Regions from separate parts of the Homo sapiens genome. Here region 2 is linked to region 1. A link is an interaction called in ENCODE POLR2A ChIA-PET data of the cell type or tissue named here. Cell type or tissue: OCI-LY7. All regions are shown on one strand. Each heading gives the region's core, and the rest is flanking DNA. Links, peaks and the distances in the headings are about the cores only. Region 1 overlaps LSM14B (LSM family member 14B). Region 2 overlaps MTG2 (mitochondrial ribosome associated GTPase 2).

The links. ChIA-PET counts read pairs that join two places held together with the same protein. Peaks named below come from ENCODE experiments on the same cell type or tissue, not always from the same donor. Only the 100,000 strongest peaks of a DNase experiment are listed, where the experiment ranks them.
Region 2: POLR2A ChIA-PET joins it to region 1 with 9 read pairs; 15 of 35 experiments call an interaction of 5 or more read pairs at or near these places.

The regions. Positions count from the first base shown.
Region 1 is chr20:62,126,237-62,132,334 of GRCh38, reverse strand. LSM14B (LSM family member 14B) reads right to left here. Exons shown (of 9, transcript NM_144703.3): 3 at 5,896-6,031; 4 at 2,383-2,550; 5 at 2,039-2,116; 6 at 1,644-1,805; 7 at 829-979. Among named protein-coding and RNA genes, the nearest start is that of LSM14B, 6.8 kb to the right of the region's middle. In OCI-LY7, for the core only: no CTCF peak of the experiment used is centred there; a DNase peak (open chromatin) is centred at 2,384; H3K4me3 peaks cover 494 bases; H3K27ac peaks cover 1,784 bases.
Region 2 is chr20:62,185,502-62,201,665 of GRCh38, reverse strand. MTG2 (mitochondrial ribosome associated GTPase 2) reads right to left here. Exons shown (of 7, transcript NM_015666.4): 2 at 8,042-8,250; 3 at 5,717-5,864; 4 at 3,699-3,814; 5 at 2,814-3,032; 6 at 2,409-2,547; 7 at 1-983. The coding sequence starts at 8,245. The coding sequence ends at 589. Among named protein-coding and RNA genes, the nearest start is that of MTG2, 11 kb to the right of the region's middle. In OCI-LY7, for the core only: no CTCF peak of the experiment used is centred there; no DNase peak of the experiment used is centred there.

The DNA.
Region 1 (6,098 bases), core at 1,290-3,789:
ACTGCCATGCCCTACAAAACCCTACAGGAACCCATCCCCCAGACTCGGCCTGTCTGGAAGCACTTCCCGCACTCATCTGCGCAGCCTGCTCTGCCTGTGAGAACTGATCATCCACTTCCCATCGAGTTACAGCCCCATCCCATCGCCCTCACTGCCTGGCCTTCACGACATGCTGTTCTATTTTTCCCCTGGCAGAACATGAACCTGAAGAGGTGGCGCTCTCCAGCCTGCCTTCTGAGGCCCCCTCAACGCCCCGCGGCATGTCTGGCGCTCAATCTGCAGGACAAATGGGCCCAAGTTTCCAAGCCAGGCCCACACTGTAGATGCCACCCACTCCCTAGGGTGCTTCGCGGGACTTCTGACCAGCTGTTAGGTGTGAAAAATAAAACACACCACATGGTCCCTGGCCTCAAACAATGAAGTGAAGGAAAGCCAGTGTGAGCACGTTCTAGCCATACCTCAGGCTGCTAAGCAAGGACCTCAGGCTGCCAGGCCAGCGGGACCAGCAAGCAGAGCACCGTGAGGTATGCTGAATGTGGACACGGGTCTGCCGGGGGGGGCGGTGCAGCCCAGCCTTTGTGGGGACAGGGCAGCAAAGCCAAGAGGAAACAGGCTCGACCTCAGCCAACTCCTCGGGTCGGGATCCCCAAGAGGCTTCCCACACGCAACCTGCTGGGACTCCGGCACCCATCATGCAGAAACGCAAGCAGGACCCTAGAACAGCTACCCTGAGCCTCAGAGTCCAGCTCTGCCCTCAGGTTGAGAGCCCTCAGCCCTGTCCTTTCTAGATTGGAGGACTGTCCTCCCCTCATTCATTCAGCCTCTCACCTGGTCTTGAGTTCAGAAGAGATGTTGTCGAAGAACGACTTGGATTTGTCATAGTAGCAGTTGGGCCCCAGAAGGTCTTCCTCAGCGGGCGCTTCGGCACTCTGGGTCACCACAGCCAGGTCCTTCTCTTCCCCCTTCTCAGCCTTGTCATCTACAAAAAGAAGCAGAACACGTGGAGATGGAGGAGGGGCAGAGCGCACAGCCTTTTAGCAGGGTGGTCCCTCCGGGCTCACTCGGAAGCCACCCTCAAGCTAAGACATCAACTATGCCTTGTGCAAAGCAGAAATCTCTTCTTCTACCTTCTAAGTACAGGTCTCGTTCTGCCGTCTGGGCTGTGCAGTCTGCACCTTATCCCACCCATTTTCACACCTCCCAGCACCTCACTTCATTAATTCCTCACTGCCGGTCACCATCCGCCTGGCATCCCCGGTTCCTCTAGGCATCTCTTCCTTTTCCTTGAGACAGAGTCTTGCTCTATCGCCCGGCTGGAGTGCAGTGGCGCAATCTTGGCTCACTCCCACTGCAACCTCCACCTCCTGGGTTCAAACGATTCTCCTGTCTCAGTCTCCCGAGTAGCTGGGATTACAGGCGCCCACCACCACGCCTGGCTAATTTTTGGATTTTTAGTACAGATGGGGTTTCATTGTGTTGGCCAGGCTGGTGTTGAACTCCTGACCTCAGGTGATCCACCCACCTCAGCCTCCCAAAGTGCTGAGATTACAGGCGTGAACCACCACACCCGGCCAGGCATCTCCTCCTAACACTCTCTAGGGGTACTCCTGTGCAGAGAATAATTTTCATATAATGAGCCAAACCTTTAAAATTCAGTTTCTTCTTAAATTCTTTGTCAAGCTCCTCTCGGTTGAACTGGGCATTTGCACTCTCGAAATCAAAGTCACCCTCAAATTTGATTGTGTTTTCCTTAACGTTAGTTGGACGGTTTTGCCCTCTGGAGCGATTCCTTGTTCGCCTGTTTCCTGTGAGGACAAAGGACAGCCCTGGCTGAAGTAGGTCACCAACCCAGTGATCTCAAACACCTCACAAGGAATTTCCAGGCACACCCCCAAGGCCACAGAAGGAACAGAGCACACAAGCAGCGACTTCACACCAGCACCCCTGAAACCGTCAACCAGAGAAGCAGGCAGGAGGGCAAGCAGAGCTCAGCCTGATCACTCGTGGTCCCCAGAAATCAAGTGGCAACAGGTGTTACCTGATCGCCTCCTCTGAGGTCTTCTGTTCTCGTCATTCACCTGCCCTTGAGCTTGCACAGCTGCCGGCTGGACTACATCTACGGCGCAAAAGGGAAGAGTAAGGCAAAGCTCCTATAGCAGCCGGAAGCCAGAACCCAGCTGTGGAAGCAGGCCCCACCACCATGGGGCACGCGGCCAGGGCGGCACCGCAGGAGGCTGCTGCACAGGCCTGCCCTGCAAAAGCACATGGGGCTTAGGATGGGGGAGTAGTATTTTTTTAATTAAAAAAAAAAAAATAGCCCAGGAAGTAGTGTGCCACTTTTAGAACATCAAGCAAACTCCAGGAAATGATGTGTTCAAGTACCGCTGGCCGTCTTGCTGCTCGGCTGGGCCTGACGACCGTTGAGCTGCGTCCCTGTGGTGCCCTTGCCAGGTAACAGCTTTTTAGCATTCAGGTTGTCAGCAGAACCAGTCTGCACAGCCTGCTCCACCATGGGGCTCTTGCCGACTGGGATGGATGGAAAACCAGCTCCTGAATTGAGGAGGGGAGGAGGGTTTAAAAACAGAGAGAAAAGAAGCAAGCCTTATATCTCCAGGCATTTCTCTTCTGCTGGCATGTCAGGAAGGAAAGGAGGGCAACTGCCTAGATGTTCTATCAAATCCAGGCAAAGCACCCCCAGACTGGGCCATTCCCTCTGAGGCTAGCCCAGGCAGCAAAAGAAGGCCAAGAGTCACTGGGCAGCACCAAGGCCAGTTCATCTTTGGACTCCCCACTCCCAAAGCCCTGAGCTTCCCAAGTTAGGGAACCTCAAGGACAGGAAAAACACCGTGCCTACAAACAGGCACCTCCCCAGAAGTGTGGAAACAGCTTTCTTAAAACCACACAAGCTCCAATCCCAAAGGAGCTCAGCAGCCCCAAGATCCTGATGAATTCAGGATCTGAGAATTTGTTTCATTCTGGTCCACACTGGAGAAGAACCAGCCCAGCCTGGGATTTTCTAGAAAATGCAGTGAACAAATTCTGAAGTTAAATTCTACAACACTGTCATTTCCACTTAAGGCACAATAAAACTAAAAATGATGAAGCAGGAGCTGACTTCCGAGACGTAGCAGCCTACACTTCTCTCAAGGGCAAAGGCTCATCATGAAGACACAAAGGGCTCCTAGGTAGCCTTTGGCAAGGGGCTATGCCTATGAAACTGCAGTCCGAGGCCCACGCACAGGGGATGAACCCTCAGAAACCAGGCCCTCTGAATCAGGAGGAAAATGGGAAGCACCACCCACCTCTCTCCATCTCCTCCCTTTCCAAGGTTCCAGGACCTGTAGGGACTCTAAACAGGACAATGTGGGACTGGGTGTAAGTGAACAGAGATCTGAAACAGAAAAGGCACCCTAACCACAGGGTAATTATTATTAGACGAACAGCCCAATACACATGAAGACTGGGCATCTCATCTTACTGCTTTTACGGAATAGAAATGAAAAAAAAAATTGACTGTAGAAAAATTCCTTGTAACCAGATCAAGAGAAGCTCTCAAAGGGCAGGTTGGAACGACTCTGCATAGAGGTCTGGAAAGTGTCCTCTGGCGGGAATGCACCCGGGCCACTTTCTCACTGATTGTCTCACTCAGCATGTCCGGGAGACAAACACAGCACTGCCTGCCTGCTGATCATACTGTGACTGCAGGGGCATGGATAAGGGGCTTGTCTGCTTTTTACACAACCAACTAGTTCAAACAAAGTCTTGCCCTATGAGCAGGTTTAGGTAACTGATCCTAAGAGCAATAGAAGTATCTGTGTCATTTTTAAGTGGGGGAAAAAAAAAGACTACTCTGTAACTCAGATACACAGAGTGCATGCAGGATTTGGAAAGCAGCACCTGCAGAATGACAGACTGACAGCAGCTGTGTGCCATAAGGAAAGCCCAGGCATCAACCTGGACCAGGGCCGGGTAATGGCGATGGTTCAGCTTGTCAGGGTGCTATGTGTAACACAAACATACAGCAAGATCGTCAATATGAATTTTAGAACTTCAGGGGAAATGAGTAGAACGTGAGAAAAGATCTAGAAACCCCACAGGTGCCGCCACCACCACAGCACAGAGACAGGTGGTGTACACTGGCCAGCTGGCCATCAGGCTGATACTGTCCACCTGGCCAAACAGTTGGCGACTGTCACCCAAGCCCCTAATTTTGAATCCCCTCAATGAGTGATCTATGAACCACACGGATCAAAGAGCAAAACAGGCATGTCAGGTGCTTTGGGGAGTCCCCCCTGCAGCACTCTGGAACACATTTAGGACCCAGCAAAAACCCCAGGGAAATGACTTTCTGTGAACAGTGAAGTTTCCCGTATGTGGTAGTCATGGTACAGGTCAACAGAGAACCTGGACCCAGGGAGAGAGAACAAACTACTCCGCTGATTCTTCGTAATCCCTTCTTTAACACTGAGAGTTCATCAATCAGGACTACATGCTGAAGCAAAACAAGCAGCTCAGCGGCTGCATGGGCTTGGCAAATGATCTGCTACAGCTACTGTCATTCTGTCTGCTGCTTTACCCCTCGCTCTCAGAATGGTTTGCAAGACAGCATGCAGTTCTCCCAAACTGCTGTTACCCTTGGCAGTGAGCTGCTGTGGCTCTGAGGACAAGTCAAGCTCTGAAACGGGCTGTGGAGATGGAGAAGAGCTAGGGCTGGAAGCAGCGGCTGAGGCTGGAGGGCTTACCAACTTCTCTAAAGGAAGATAAAGGAGAAAGAGCAAAAAGAAAGCACACAAATAAGTCAGGATACACTTGTCTTGTGTCTAGCAAGCTTGGAAAGAGCCAAGCAACCTCTTGTAGGATTCTGTCATACAAACACGTTTTAGAAACCCAGAGAGCTGGGCTGGGAAGGCCGCCTGTCACACTAGGAATAGCAACCAAGCAAGCATGATTTGTAGCAGCAAGTGGCCTACAGACCTCGTTTAGGGTTCCCTGTCTCACTACTTCATGCTGGATTCTGAGCAAGGGTCGTGGATCACCTGCCAATTCTACACTCTGAGCCCATCTGCAAAGCTAGGTCCAGGTTAAGGACAAGGCAGGATCTTTCTCTACATATGGAGAATAGAATCATACTCTGGGGTTTTTCAATCTTGGTTGAAACCATTTTTGAGCGAGGCACTTACAGTAGAATAAGGGACATGATGGGTGGGTTTGTATTTCACGTCTATATTTACAGGCTTATAAATGTGCAAACAGCTAGACTTCATCTGTAATACTACATATATATCAGCTATTTCTTCTTTGAAGCAGATATACCAGGACTTCCACCTATTTATTTTTTGAGACAGAGTCTCACTGTGCCGCTCAGGCTAGAGTGCAGTGGTGCAATCTCAGTTCACTGCAACCTCTGCCTCCCAGGTTTAAGCAATTCTCATGCCTCAACCCCCCAAGTAGCTGGGATTACAGGTGTGTCCCACCACACCCAGCTAATTTTTGTATTTCTAGTAGAGACAGGATTTCCCCATGTTGGCCAGGCTGGTCTCGAACTCCTGACCTTGTGATCCACCCGCCTTGGCCTCCTAAAGTGCTGGGATTACAGGAGTGAGCCACTATGCCTGGCCCAGGACTTCCACCTAGATCCGCCCTGACTCTTCGAATGAATTTTGATTTGATTCTTCTGTTCCAACACTCAGGCTGCTGCCTCTTTTACTTTCAGTTGAGTAGTTACTAAATGCTCTCACAAGCGGAAGTTGCACTGGGTAATTTACTAAGTGTGCAACAAAACAGTCTACAAGCTGAGCATGACAGGAATGCATATCCCCACCCTCAGGCTCCATCGCTCCACTCAGTGACAGTTACACGCAAGGGTAGTTTACCAGACAGAAACAGGTCACTCACCTAGACCCAGGGAGGCGGCATACTGCTGGCTGAGCAGGGAGCTGGCCGCCAGCGGGCCGTAGGGCGCCATCCCTCGGAAAGGGCTGTAAGGCACGTGCGGCTGGAAGGGCGAGGCGGAGGCAGAACCCAGGGAAGACTGAACAACGAGACATCGGGTGAGAACGGCGAAGGCCATCCCATCACCCCGCACGCCTTCATCAGGG
Region 2 (16,164 bases), core at 11,579-14,078, 59 kb before region 1:
CTGCGCCGCTCTGCCTGGACTTGCATCCTCGGCCCCACCCCTTGCGCAGCAGTGAGGCCCCCCGAGACACTGGTGCCTGGGCTTGCGGTACCGCAGGGCTGCTGGACAACGGGCCAGACGCAGCCCCAGTGTGGATCCAGAGGTCTCTCTCCGTAGCAAGCCATGGAAGCACGACGGGCACTGTGCTGAGAACCCTGGTCTGCACTTCTGACCTGGGGCTCTGGCTGTGCGGTTCTGCTGAGCTCATCCGAGAGTCCACGCGTGCATGGCGGAGACCTGAGTCAGCGGCAGGGCCACCCCGTTATGGGCACCCCAACCCCTTATTAGGGGTGTTAATCAGCACAAATGAGCAACTGGCTCATCAGTCGGTGCAGGCTGACAGGTGCAGGAAATACGGAGGGCAGGCGGGGTAGGGGGCACGGAATGCTTCCCAACATGAGGGCATCTCAGGCCAGCAGGCGGGGCCCAGAGACCCAGAAGCACCACAACTCCCCCGTGTCCACAAGGCACTTTATGCATTCAAAACCACCGAATTCACACCCAGGTTTGCTCAGACAGAGGCCCAGAGGCGACCCCGCTCTGGCGTGGCTACCACCTGAGCGGCTGGCGGCCCTGGCCCAGCTCGGCCTCCGCGTAGGCGTCATACAGCACCTTCAGGTGCAACAGCAGCTGCTCCAGGTTCTCGCCGGTCAACGCCGACAGCACGATGACCTCCTGTCCCAAGTGATCCCGGAGCTGGGACAGATTGGCTTGGGCTTCAGGGAGGTCAATCTTGTTTGCGACGATTGCGTGGGGCCTCGCAGACAGGCCCTTTTCATACATCTCCAGTTCATATTTTAAATCGTCAACTTGAGTCCACGGCTCAGGCTGAGAAAGATCCACCACGAACAAGAGAAAGCGGCAGCGCTCGATGTGCCTGAGGAAGGCGGACCCCAGACCCCTGTTCTGGTGGGCGCCTCGTATGATGCCGGGGATGTCGGCCACTGCAGGGAAGACAGGGGCACACGAGGTGACCACTTGGCACACCCAGCACCCAAGAGCGCCTTCCACCTCGAGCCTGGGAGAGAAGGCCTGGAGCCCACTGCGAAGGCGGATTTCCTGAGTTCTAACACTTTCCTTTCAAGGAACGCCTTGAACTGAAGCCATTTGATTTAGCACCTGGGTGATTCACTGGGCCAACTGACACCTGAGGAATTCAATGCTTGGAGATGTTTGGGAGACCAGCGTGGCGATGGATCTATCTAGTAGAGTACATTTCATACCTTCTCTTTCTGCTTCTAATAGGATTCAAAAAAGAGGAAAATGGCTGCCTGTACTCTACTAATCATTTGATTACTGATAGAAATTTACATGTAGAGTACTCTGCAGATATAAAGTGCCATCCAAATAACCTTACCAGCAGGCTTACTATTTTTAATGGGTGTATTGTCTTCTGGGAAAAAGTTTTATTCTCTCAAACGGCACAAGGAAAGCTTTTAAGTCACGTGTTGTGATGCTGCTGAGCTTCCACAGATGAGAGGGGACAAATAGAGTGGGAAGAAATACTGTCCTCGGCTGGAATTTCAATGCAGGTTTCTGAACTGTAACTGACAGATTCCTAGGGGATGGGGTGGGAACCTGATTTTCATAGAGAACAGGCTGATGAAAATTGTTTAAATTAGGGCCAGGTGCAGTAGCTCACGCCTGTAATCCCAACACTTTGGGAGACCAAGGTGGGGCGGGGGGCAGATCACTTGAGATCAGGAGTTCGAGACCAGCCTGGCCAACATGGTGAAACCCCGTCTCTACTAAAAATACAAAAAAATTAACTGGGCGTGGTGGCGCACGCCTGTAATCCCAGCTACTTGGGAGGCTGAGGCAGGAGAATCACTTAAATATGGGAGGTGGAGGTTGCAGTGAGCTGAGATCGCACCACTGCACTCCAGCCAGGGTGACAGAGTGAGACTCCGTCTCAAAAAAAAAAAAAAAAAAAAGTTGTTTACATTAGGAAAAACAATGCTACTTTTTTTTTTTTTTTTTTGAGATGGAGTTTCGCTCTGTCGCCCAGGCTGGAGTGCAGTGGCATGATCTCGGCTCACTGCAAGCTTTGCCTTCTGGGTTCATGCCATTCTCCATCCTCAGCCTCCCAAGTAGCTGGGACTACAGGTGCCCGCCACCACACCCAGCTAATTTTTTTGTATTTTTAGTAGAGACGGGGTTTCACCATGTTAGCCAGGATGGTGTCGATCTCCTGACCTCGTGATCCGCCTGCCTCGGCCTCCCAAAGTGCTGGGGTTACAGGTGTGAGCCACCACGCCTGGCCAACAATGCTACATTTTAAACAGAAAGCTAAATTTAAGAGTTACATCATTACTTTTCTGAATTACATCATTTAAATCTAACCTTTGGGAGAATTCTGGAAGTTCTACCTGCTATTTGTAGGTGGCCTTCGTAGTGGACGATCCCGACGTGGGGCTTCAGGGTGGTGAACGGGTAGGAAGCCACGGCGGGTCTGGCGTTTGAAATGGCCCGGAGCAGTGAGGACTTCCCGGCGTTGGGGAATCCCACCTGGGGGAAAGAGGGAAGACGGTGGCACGGCCCGCGGCAGCACCTTTGTTAGCGCAGAGTCTGTAACTAACTGGGATTGGAGGGAGGATTTCAGGGCTGGGGGAGTCACAAGGGCTCATGCTCACGACCAAGTCAGCAGTGTACTGATGGGAAAAAGGTGAGTCGCAAAGCTGTTCTCTTCCAGGCCACTGGCAAATCCCCATTGAGAAAAGTGGATTTTCTAGAGCTGAGTGTGTGCAGATGCTGTTGGCAGTGGGGACACCTACCATTCCGGCGTGGGCCACCGTCTTGAGCTCCAGGTGGAGAACTCGCTGCTGTCCTGGCTGTCCAGGGGTACAGGTCACAGGGGCACGGTTGTTGTTGGCCAGGAAGAAGCGGTTGCCTTTCCCTCCTGCCCCGCCCAGCGCGGCAATGTACTCATCTCCCACGCAAGACAGGTCGGCCACAACTCTGCCTCCCTCCTTCACCAGCGTGCCCACGGGGACCTGGGGAACAGCAGGCACTCATCAGCTGAGCTCTACCAGCAGTGAGGAAAGGAGGCCTTAACCCATTCCTGAAGCAAGCGCTAAGGAAAGAAGACAAGAGCGGACTGTGCCCCGGGCAGCTGCCCGCCCCACTCACCTCTGCCAACAGCTCCGGAGCACAAGGAAAAGGTCCCAGTGCTCCAGGGCTTTCACGGGGCTGCGTACACACCCTTCTGACTGCACAAAGGGCTTTTTCAAATAGTGTTTCTAAAACGTTAGTGTGAACTGAAGCACCAGAAAAAACATCTAAGAGACGAGTGAATTCAGCTCGCGAAGGAGACGCAGGCCCGCTGGGTGCCAGTGGCCTCCCTCAGTCAGAGGTCGGCTCATGGGGTCAGAGACGGAGGAAGCGTCCGTGCCGTGGGCTCCCTCTTTTTAAAAGAGAATCGTTTCATGACTTTTTCACTAGACATGCACATGGTGTGAGACCCTGGTACAAATGCCCGTCTGGGTTTGCTTTGAGGGGTGGGGCTGCTTTCCCGCTGTCTGCCAGCCTCCGTTTCCATTGTGCTGTTTCCTAGCTGTGGGCATCAAGCCACAGGGGCCCCGTGGGTCACACGGTGGCCCCCAGGAGCTGGATGATCCAGAACAACGGGGACAGGGCCAGGTCCGGCAGTCTCGGCTCACCCGGATGTAGAGGACGGCGCCACTGCGCCCGAAGCAGTTTTTACTCCCTCCATCTTCTCCACTGAAACCCTGGTACCGCGACAGGACCGACGACAGGGACTTGACTTGCTGGTCAACTAAAGCAAGAACAAGAATCTCAGTCCCTTTGTGTTACGACAACCATGGCCTATTGCTGATGTGTCTGGGTCCAGTTTAAGAACCTTAAAAATAGGTATGGAAGCATGGAGTGAGGGTGCAGCAGAAGTTACAAAACCAGCAAAGTGATTTTTTAAAAATGAAATCCTTATTTTCCTTCAAAAAGTGCTATCATTTCTGAAAATTTTTAAATTTCTTATTTTTTACAGTAGCTGTATTCTATGCTTTTGTTGTGAAGGCTTCACTCCCAGCTCGCTATGCGTCTATGCTGAGTGTGAATATAACCAGCAGCCAGCGGCACCCACCGAACCCACCACACAGGCCTCGTGCTTTCACGCGACCGACATGTCAGCTTCCCTGACAGGAAACTCTCTGTGCTCCTGAAATTAAACAAACAAAACAAAACATGTTCAAAGTTGCTTTTTCTTTTTTTTTTTAGACAGAGTCTCGCTCTGTCAGCCAGGCAGGAGTGCAGTGGCATGATCTTGGCTCACTGCAACATCTGTGTCCTGGGCTCAAGCAATTCTCGTGCCTCAGCCTCCCAAATAGCTGGGATTACAGGCATCTGCCACCACGCCTGGCTAATTTTTCTATTTTTAGTAGAGATGGGGTTTCTCCATATTGGCCAGGCTGGTCTTGAACTCCTGACCTCAGGTGATCCACTCGCCTTGGCCTCCCAAAGTGCTGGAATTATAGGCATGAGCCACTGCGCCTGGCCTCAAAGTTGCTTTTTTGGGTGTGCTACTTAACTATGAATATCCATATAATTTTTTTTTTATGTTTTATGTTTTTATTTTTTTGAGACGGAGTTTCACTCTTGTTGCCGAGGCTAGAGTGCAATGGCACGATCTCAGCTCACCGCAACCTCTGCCTCCTGGATTCAAGCAATTCTCCTGCCTCAGCCTCCCTAGTAGCTGGGATTACAAGTGCCCACCACCACGCCCAGCTAATTTTTTTTGTATTTTTTGTAGAGACGGGGTTTCACCATGTTGGCCAGGCTGGTCTCGAACTCCTGACCTTAAGCGATCCACCCGCCTCGGTCTCCCAAAGTGCTGGGATTACAGGTGTGAGCCACCACGCCCGGCTGAATATCCATATAATTTATAAAAATGATATCCATACATCAGGGTTTTTTTTGTTTGTTTGTTTTGTTTTGTTTTTTTGAGATAGGGTCTTCCTCTGTTGGCCAGGCTGGAGTGCAGCAGCACAATCGGAGCTCACTGCAACCTCGACCTCCTGGGCTCAAGCCATCCTCCTGCTTCAGCCCCAAGTAGCTGGGACTATCAGTGTGTGCCACCACATCTGGTTATTATTATTATTTTTTAAGAGACAGGATTTCACCACGTTGGCCAGGCTGGTCTCGAACTCCGGACCTCAAGCGATCCACCCGCCTCGGTCTCCCAAAGTTCTGGGATTACAGGCATGAGCCACTGCGCCTAGCTGGGTTTTAAAAATTTTACTTTTTTTTTTTTTAGAGATAGGGTATTGCTCTGTCACCCATGCTGGAATATGCAGTGGTGTGATCACGATTCACTGCAGCCTTGAACTTCTGGGATCCAGCAATCCTCCTGAGTAGCTGGGACCACAGGTGCACGCTACCATGTCTGGCTAATTTTTTCAAAAATTTTTTGTAGATCCACAAACCTTGAGGCAAAAAAAAAAAAACAAAAAAACAAACAAACAAAAAAGACATGGTCTTGCTATATTGTCCAGGCTGGTCTTGAACTTATGGGCTCAAGTGATCCTCCTGCCTCAGCCTCTCCAAGTGCTGGGATCACAGGCATAAGCCACTGTGCCTGCCCATACATCAGGTTTTTAGTTCAAATGCACATGCAGTCTCGGGGCCCCTCCTCAACCCCGCTGCACTGCCCCAGGGCACCTGCCTCTCAGAATGACGTGTCCACCGTTGCCTCCGTCCCCTCCATCAGGGCCTCCAAACTCCTTGCGGGGCTCACTGTGGAAGCAGCTTGCCCCAGCGCCTCCGTTTCCTCCACAGACAAGCACTCTCCGATAGTCCACAAAGTACCTTTTCTACAGAGAACACAAATATCCCACGTCATCTCAACACTCCAAGGTCCTTTCAAGACACCATGCATCCATTTGAGATGTACATCTTCTATCTATAACAGCCTATTAAAATTAGAGGTTAATGACACTAATATTGCTAATCACTTCTAAATTCCGAAGATAAAAAACAGTCTCCACAAGTCAGTTGCATTTGTAGACTGAGGTAAATCCACAATGCAGATGTAAGTATTCTGTGTGGACCTACACTTCAAAAATTCAGCATTTCTTACTCTGGGTGAGACTGATTTAAAAACCAACAACAAAAATCAGCATTTCTAAGCTAAAAAACCCACATCTTGTTTAGGAAATATTCCTTATATAATGTGTCTTTCCATTCAAAAAAACCATTCCTGAAATCATAGATCTTTACTCTTAGAAAGTTCTAGTTTCCCAGGATGCGATAGAGAAATAGGAAGTTAGAATCGTTCCTGGACAATTACCAGGCTTTCGACTCTGAAGAAAGAGTATTTTCTGGGGCCTGATGAAAACAGGGCTCATTTAAAAAATGTGGTGAGGCAAACAGAGCCCCTCGCTGGAGGGAAAGCTGTTTTGTTTTTTGTGGTTTTTTTTGAGGCAGAGTCTCGCTCTGTCGCCCAGGCTGGAGTGCAACGGTGGGATCTCGGCTCACTGCAAGCTCTGCCTCCCAGGTTCATGCCATTCTCCTGCCTCAGCCTCCTAAGTAGCTGGGACTACAGGCACCCGCCACTGCGCCCGGCTAGTTTTTTGTATTTTTAGTAGAGACGGGGTTTCACCGTGTTGGCCAGGATGGTCTCGATCTCCTGACCTCGTGATCCACCCGCCTCGGCCTCCCAAAGTGCTGGGACTACAGGCGTGAGCCACTGTGCCCGGCTAGGAAAGCTGTTCTGTAGGTCACTAAGGTAGGTGCAATCTGGATGAAGAGAGAGAACCAACCAGGTTACTGTTCAACACACAACAGCTCCTACCACAGGAGGGTCAGCTCCCGCAGCCCAGGGTGCTGCAACCTCACCACACGCTGGGGAGGACACCTGGCTTCTGCCCACGTGCACAGACAGACGTGCCCTGCCCCTGACAGCCACCCAGGGCTGCTGCCTCTGCACTCCGATCCAATACTCCTCAAATGCAGTTTTTTTTTCTTTTAAAAGAAAATTTTAAAACATTTAAAATTTTTAAACACAAAAATTTAAACACAAAAAAAAATTTAAAAATTTAAAACACAAACATTCTAAGATTCTTTGGCACCACCATGTGGGAAAACCACGAACTGTTATTTCCAAATTTCAATGTGTAATGCTGTCATGCGCCAACGCAAGCAAAATCCACCAGACAGGGAGGAAAGCCCCACTGGTGAGCACTTCGTGGAGGACAAAACCTCGACTCACTTTCTCTCCTGGGGAGGAGACAAGCCTGTGCTAACGCTTCAGCTATTTGAGCACACATCCCACCAAAGCGGCTTTTCCACTGGAAGTGCTGTTTGTCCCAGTAATGCTTATCTGGAGCCCCTCCATTCAGCAGGAAACGAAGGGAGTCATAAACGTGCATTTTCTTGAATTTATTAGAGACAATTCATGCTTTAAATAGGAGGTTTTGGTAAATAGAACAAGAAAAACTTATAAGGCTTAAAGAACCATAAAACGGAAGGTATATTCCCCCCTACTTGTTTTATTTTTATTTATTTATTAATTTAAAAAGGTTTTTTTTTTTTTTTTAGTAGAGACAGGGTTTCACCATGTTGGCCAGGCTGGTCTCGAACTCCTGACCTCAAGTGATCCGCCTGCCTTAGCCTCCCAAAGTGTTGGGATAACAGGCATGAGCCACCGTGCCCAGCCTCCGCATTTGTTTTAAATTAAGAAATAGCCACACATATGAAAGGATATATGTAACATACATGTAAAATACACAGGCTCATGGGAAAATGAGCAGCCTGTATCACGGCTTTCCAAGCACGCAGCGCCTCTCCCAGCCTGCTGGGATTTGCTGAGCGTGGGATTTAGCACGCAGGCCTGCGTTTCACCCTGTCATTTTCAAGAAGCTCCACGTGCCCCATCACTAAGATCATCAACTAACATCAACAGAGATGAGACCCAGAGGAGGACCCGAAACCACACCCTGTGCCTTCTGAGGAGGAGACAGGCAAGCTGCTCTAACTCCAGGAGTCTCACCAGCTTTTTCTCAGAGAGCAGCTTCTTCCCCGGGAGTTCCTGATGCTTGGCGAGGTCCGCACGGCCGACCGAGAGCAGCCTGGGAGAAGCCCGCTGTGGCAGTAGCCGGCTGGGCTTCAGGCCAGCCCATGTGGACAAAGCCCAATGCCCCACGCCCTGAAACACGGTCCTCAATCTTGCTGAGAAACACCTTGCAGGTGCCATGGCCCCTACAGAAGTCAAATTGGCAAAATGAGATACTTGGTTTAATGCTGGGCATGAAACAGAAACTGAAGACGAGGGCCTCATGCAGCAGGTCTTTGTGCACGTTTCTGAAACAAACAAGTGAACTGATGAATCCGATTTTCCTGGTCACTCACCCTCTCGGCCCTGGGTCACGTCTTGCCCTCTGACCCGTCAGCCTATCTGTGACTTGGGAGCAGGATTTCTGTACAAAGGATTTAAAACATGAAATCTTCCACAACACTGGACACATCCTCTTATGGAATAGCAAGGTTCCGCTCAACGAAAATATTAAAAAGGAAATCTGAAGTGCAAGTCAAAATTTCTTGAAAAGAAAAACACCCATTTATTAAAATGTTATCAAGAGTGTTATCCTGTGTAATTTTAAAGTTGTTACATTGGAACACAAGAATATTAAACATGGGGCATAGCGGCTAAGCACCCAGGCTCTGGAAAGTAACTCTAAGGGAAGGCCATCCACCTGTGTGGCCTCGGCCTCCTCACACGGCTGGGTGAGGACGGGCTGAGCTGATCCACACGGCTGCACAACCGCGGCCCTGGCTGTGGCACCGATAGAATGAGAAGAACACACTTGGCCCCTGCTCCTGGCTCCTGACACAGAGCTCTCAGAACGCTGGTAATTTCCTGAGTGACAGGGGCGATAGGGGTGCCTGACACAGAGCTCCTAAATCCCTTGGACTTCCCAGGTGACAGGAGAGTCTTCTGTTCTAATGAGGCACCTCTTGGTGGGCTCCTGGATGGCCTTGGGAGGGGGCTGGTCATCATAAAGACCAAGCCACGATGAGAAGCCTGGACCTTTCGGCCCCACCCCCACCCTCCAAAAAGGGCAGAGGGGCTGGAGGCTGAGTTCATAACTGATCATGTCTCCATGATGAGGCCTCCATGGAAATCCTGGAACTAGGGGCTCTGGAAAGCTTTCAGTTTGGTGAACTCATCCCCGTGCTGTAAGGCCAGCCACACAACTCCCTGGGGACAAAGGCTCCTATGCTTAGGACCCTCTGGGCCTCGCCCGTGCCCCTCCTCACCCAGCTGCCTGCCTGTGCCCGCTGTGGCATCCTTTATAGTAAACTGGCAATGCAAACCAAGTGCCTTCCTGAGTTCTGTGAGCCACTACCGCAAATCATCAAACCTGAAGGGGTCGTAGGAACTCCCAATGTGTAGCCAAGATGGACAGAAGTGTGGGTACCCCAGGGACCCACTACTTGCAATTAGCATCTGAAGTGGGGGGTGACTGAGCCCCTAACGCTGGGGTCCCTGATAACCGCGGCAGGGTCAGACTGAACTGAATTACAGGATGCCTGGCTGGTGTCTGCAGAGGACTGGCGAATTGTTGGTGTGGAAAACCCACACATTTGGTGCCTGATGTGTAGTGTGGGTGGAAATATCCCCGGAGCGACAGGGTTGGCACAGCTGCAGACTCTAAGTGCCAGCTACTGTCACTCTCAAAGCCTCATTTAAGCTGTCACTCATTCAACAAGCCGCTCATGACAGCCGGCTACCTTGCAGGTGCCAAGGGCACAGTGAGGAAGTCCTGACCCTGCCCTCCAGGAGAGGACAGCCCCTCTCCCTTCACCATGAGCACAAATACCTGCCTGCTCCCAGAGCTCCCCAGTCTTCAGCAGGTCGCACAGGAGGGACCTTACAAGGTGCTCCCCATCCTGACTACAAAAGATGTGTACAGAAGGGGCCCCAGTGGACGGCTGAAAACTCAACACGGGGCCAGAGCGGGAGCACAACGAGGGGACACCGCCTGCCTCCTCCCTCGCAGTGCCTCGGACGCCTCCCTCTCCCCAGCCTCACTCCTCTGAAAAGGTGCCACCTCCTTTGGGGGGGTCACTATCTCTGTGGGGTCCTTGGCCATTCTGCTTTAATTCTGAGGCAATCACAGTTACAGAAAAGCTGGAAGAAGAGTACAAAGAACTTCCTCCTGAATCACTTAAGAGTCAGTCGCCGACTGGACTTCCCTGCACCCAGAACAGTCCATGTGTGTTTCCTAGAGAAAATGGTGTCCCCTCCAGAACCAGGGTGTCATTGAGACTGGCCATGACCGACAGCCCCTCCCACGTGGGCCCCGGTCTCAGCAGTGCCTCTCCCTGTAGGAAAGTCTGCGTCCCTATCCCGGCTGCCTGCAGCTGCCACACCTTGTCCAGCTCCTTGGGCTGGAAGGTTCCTCAGCCTCTCCTGACTCCCGAGCCAGCCCTGACACGTGGGAGGCAGCAGGCCAGCTGTGCACAGGACGTCCTCATTCCCAATTCAGCACTCTGGGGTCATTCTAATTTTCTCTTGTGGTCTTGGTAACTCCATTCTCCGCCTATAAGAAACCGGGCCTCCATGCACTTTAAGATATTTATGGAGCTGCTCAACCCCTACCTGCTGTGACCCGCCCTCAGCTCCACCTCCCCGCCTGCTCCCAGAGCTCCCCATTCTTTAGCGGGTCTCTGTTCTCCGACTGGCTGAGTTCCCGTGCCGGGCCACCTCTCCATGGGACACCCTCCCCTTGATACCCTTCCTGTAAATATATTTTACAGGACAGCTGATTTTGAGATGGTTTTAGATTTGTGGACAAGGTGCAAAGGCATCCCTGCGGACTTCCTCCCCAGTGCCCCCGCAGCCGTGCCTGTGCGGCCGCCGCCGCTGCACCGCTACTAACTGAGCTCCAGGTGGGGCTTGGGGCTCAGCAGTTTCCCAAGAGCGTCCTTCTTCTGGTCCAGGATCTAGGCCAGGATCCACCCTGCTTTTAACCATTATGTAGGGATATTTTTAAGTGTTGTCAGAAAAGAGGCACCGAGGTATTCTATACGCAGGGAAAATATCTTTCAGAAACGAAGGTGCAATAAAGATTCTAGATGGCAGAAAACGAACATAGTTTGTCACTAATACAGCTGCTGTATAAGGAATGCTCAAGAAAGTTCCTCGGGTTGAAGGAAAATGATACCAGAGGGAAGCCTGGATCTTGAGGAGGGAAGGGAGAGCAACAGAATTGGTAAATATAAAATACTATTGTTTTCCTCTTAGGAGTTCTTAAATATGTAAGACTGTAGACAAAAAAATACTGCGTAGTTGGCTTCCAACGCGCACAGAAGTAATCCACATGAAAGGCAACAGAAAGGTCAGGAGGGGATTCGAGGGACCCAGATGACTGCAAGGTCCCCACGTTTCTGTGAGGGGCACAGTATGAACTCTGAGCAGACAGTGAAGGCTAACAGGTGTGCAGACTGGAACCTCCAGAGCAATGACTAAGACACAACACAAAGACACAGATCCGAAAAGCCAACAGATAAATGAAATGCTCAGAACTAGCCCAACAATTCCAAAGAAAAAGAACAAACAAACAAAAAACAGAGGGGACAAATAGGAAACAAATAATAAAAGTGCACCTAAATCTAACCATATAAATAATTTCATTAAATGTTAATGTTGGCTGGGCGCGGTGGCTCATGCCTGTAATCCCAGCACTTTGGGAGGCTGAAGCGGGCGGACCACGAGGTCAGGAGTTTGAGACCAGCCTGACCAACGTGGTGAAACCCCGTCTCTACTAAAAATACAAAAATTAGCTGGGCATGGTGGCGTGTGCCTGTAATCCCAGCTACTCAGGAGGCTGAGGCAGGAGAATTGCTTGAACGGGGAGGCGGAGGTTGCAGTGAGCCGAGATTGCATCATTGCACTCCAGCCTGGAAGACAGAGCGAGACTCCATCTCAAAAAAAAAAAAAAAAAAAGTTAATGTTTACAAATTCTAATTAAAAGGCAGAGGTTGACAAAGTGGATTAAAAAGAGCTAGCTGGGCACAGCAGTTCCTGGCTGTAATCCCAGCACTGTAGGAGGCCAAGGCGGGAAGATCTCTTGAAGCCATGAGTTCGAGACCAGCCTCGGCAAAATAGCAAGACTCCTGTCTCTACCAAAGGAATTAGCTGGGCATGGTGGCGCACCCCTATAGTCCCAGCTACTTTGGAGGCTGAGGTGGGAGAATCACTTGAGCCCATGAATTCAAAGCTGCTATGAGCTATGAATATGCCACCGCACTCCAGCCTGAGCAATAGAATGAGAGAAAGAGACACTTTTTTTTCTTTTTTTTTTTTGAGACAGAGTCTCACTCTGTCACCCAAGCTGGAGCACAGTGACATAATCACAGCTCATTACAGCCTTGACTTCCTGTACTTAAGAGATCCTCCTGCCTCAGCCTCCTGAGTAGCTGGGGCTACAGGTAAGTGCCACTGTGCCTAATTTTTAAATTTTTTTTGCAGAGACAGGGTCTCCCAGTTACCCAGGCTGGTCTCAAGCGATCCTTCTGTCTTGGCCTCCCAAAGTGCTGAGATTACAAGCATGAGCCACCACACCTGGCCTGAGACCCTGTCTAAAAATAGAAAAATAAAAACAGTAAAGACATAAAATCTGAACAATACTATCAAAACATTTATCTAGTTGACATTTACATAACAGTACATCCAACAACTGTACAATATACACTGTTTTCAGGTACAGGTGGAAGTCATCAAACAGACCATAAGATGTGTCATAAGTCTCAATACATTGAGAAGAAATCATAGTCAGTCCTCCGTATCTGTGGGGTCAACAAACCTCACGTCAAAAATATCTGGAAAACAAACAAAAAAACCAGTAACAATACAACAATTTTTTTAATTTAAAAAATAAAGTATAACAGCTATTTACATAGCATTTACATTGTATTGTACTATAAATAATCTAGAGATTACTTGAAGTATACAGAAAGGCCCGGTACAGTGGCTCACACCTGTAATCCCAGCAGTTTGAGAGGCCAAGGCAGGAGAAAAACTTGAGGCCAGGAATTTGAGAACAGCCTGGGCAAAATAGCGAGACCTTGTGTCTACCAAAAAAAAAAAAAAAAAAAAAAAATTAGCTGATTAGCTGGACATGGTGGTGCATGCCTATAATACCAGCTACTTAGGAGGCTAAGGTGGGAGGATCACTTAAGCCCAGGAGTTGGAGGCTGCAGTGAACCATGATCACACACTGCACTCCAGCCTGTGTGACAGAGCTTCTGTGGTGGGGCTGGGGGGAAGTATATGAATACCAACCACAGGGTCTATTCTCGGAATTAAATTGGAAGTCAATAGCTAGAAAATATCTAGGAAAATCCCAAATACCTGCAAATCAAACAAGCTTCTTCTAAATAATCCATAGGCCAAAGAAGAAATCAAAAGAGAAATTACAAAATGTTTTGAACTGAATTATAATGGAAATGCAAAATACCAGAATTTTTTTTTTTTTTTTTTGAGACAGTCTCGCACTGTCGCCCAGGCTGGAGTGCAGTGGTGTGATCTCGGCCCACTGAAAGTTCTGCCTCCCGGGTTCACGCCATTCTCCTGCCTCAGCCTCCCGAGTAGCTGGGACTACAGGCGCCCGCCACCATGAAATACCAGAATTTAAGAGATGCAGCTAGAGTAGTGTTTAGAAGGAAACTTACAGCTCTAATGGCTACCTTGGTAAAGAAGAAAGATCTAAAATCAGTAACCTAAGGCTCCAAATCAAGAAACCAGAAAGAGCAAAGTAAGCGTCGAGTAGAAGGAGGAGAATAATACAGAGCAGAAATAAAGAGACAACAATAACATGTAACAGAAAAAAACAGGTTCACTGAAAAGACAAGCTAACTAACACACTTCTAGCCTGATCAGGAAAACGAGAGAGCGCAAACCTCCACTGTCAGGAATGTTCAACGGGTTATCAGGACACACCTTACAGACAGCCAGAGGGCAAGAGAATGCTGGGAACGACTTCATGCCAGCAAATTCAGTAACAAATTCAACTTACATGAAATGGACAAATTTCTTGAAAAAGGCAACTTATTAAAGAAACACAAGAATAAACAATCTAGAATAGCCCTGTATCTACTCAATAAGTTAAATTTCTTATAAAAGAACACTCCCCAAAGGAAAACTCTAGCTCGGCTTGTTTTCCTGGTAAATTCCATGTAACATTCCAGGAAGAAACAGTGCCAATCTTACACAAGCTTTTTCAGAAAATAGAGGAAGTGAGATCACTATCCAACTCATCCTATGAGGCTAGTACCAAAATCTGACACTAAGAAAAAATAAAATTATAGACCATACCCCTCATGAATATAGATGCAAATAACTCTTAACAAAATATTACCCAATTGAATCCAGCAGTTCAGAAAGGATCACACATCAAGACCTAGTAGGGGTAATCTCAGAACACAAGGCCACATCAAGCAGTCAAAACTCAGCCCAGGCACTTCACTATATCAACAGGTGGTACCACCGTCTCAACACCCACTCATGAGGAGGAAAACAAAACATCTCAGCAAACTGGGAACAGACGGGAACATCTTCGCCCTGATAAGGGCACTACGTAGGGCCGGCCGACAGCTAATCACATTTAATGAAGAAATACTGAATGGTTACCTCCCAAGATGGAGAAAAAGGGCCTCCACACATACCACTGCTATGCAACAATGTCCTTTCACACACTGAAATAAAGGGGGAAAAAAGGAAGAAGTAAAACTGTCCCTGTTTACAGAAGAGAGGACAGAGTTCCACAGAGAATCCCAGGGAAGGCTGGGCACGGTGGCTCATGCCTGTAATCCCAGCACTTTGGGAGGCCGAGGTGGGCGGATCATTTGAGATCAGGAGTTCAAGACCAGCGTGGCCAACATGGTGAAACCCCATCTCTACTAAAAATATAAAAATTAGCCAGGCGTGGTGGCACGTGCCTGTAGTCCCGGCTACTCGGGAGGCTGAGGCAGGAGAATCGCTTGAACCTGGGAGGCAGACGCTGCCGTGAGCCGAGATCACGTTACCGCACTCCAGCCTGGGTGACAGAGCAAGACTCCATCTCAAAAAAAAAAAAAAAAAACAAAAAAAAAAGTCCCAGGGAAGGGAACTGAGCAAGATGGCATGTTATCAGGCTAATATAAAAAAATCAGTTGTATTCTTAAATACCAGCCGCAAACAACTGTAAATTAAAATTAAGAAAAAACCCCATTTATGGTAGTGCCAAATACAAAAAGTACCTGAAAATAATTTCACAGTAAACCTTCAAGACCTCTACCTCACTACTTGCAAAATACTGTTCTAAGTATTTTTCAGGGATTAACTCATTCAGTCCTCATAAAACTCTGTGAAGTAAGTCCTTCATCATCCTCATTTTAAAGTTGCGGAAACTGGGCAGACAGGTGAAGAGACTTAACCCAGAGCTATCAGATGGGAAGGCTCAGGGGTGGTGCATAAAAACAGGTTGGGGAAAAACAACTCGGGCTCATCAACACAAGCATAGCCACGGCTCAGCCTGCTGGAACGTTACACCATCCAGCCCGGATATTCTGGAAACCAGGCTTCCTGATGCAGGTGACATGGAACCTGCAGATCAACCGCAGAGAAGGTTGCAAAGCCAACCAGAGACCTGAACTCGGAGTCTTGCCTAATTTGCTTCCTCCTTTTTGCCCTTTCAATTTCTCTTTGGAGGCCCGCTGAGTGCTGTGCTCTCTCCCCTGCCGGATGAACAAATCCCACTGTTTTCACGCTGCTCTTTGGTGTCTTTATTTTCCTTCCAACAAGGCTGTCCTTGACCTGTCCAGCACAGTCCCCACTGGCCAAATGTGGCCATTTGGCTAAAATTAACTGAAATGTAAAAACTCAGTCCCTGAGGTAACATCTAAGTGCACACAGCCACATGTCACGAGTGGGTACATATGGGACAGCACATATTAGAACACTGCCCTCATCACAGAAAGGTTTTTTTTTGAGACAAGAGTCTCACTCTGTCTCACTCCCAGGCTGGAGTGCAATAGCATGATCTCACCTCACTGCAACCTTCGCCTCCTGGGTTCAAGCAATTCTTGTGCTTCAGCGTTCCAAGAAGCTGGGATTACAGGCACCCATCA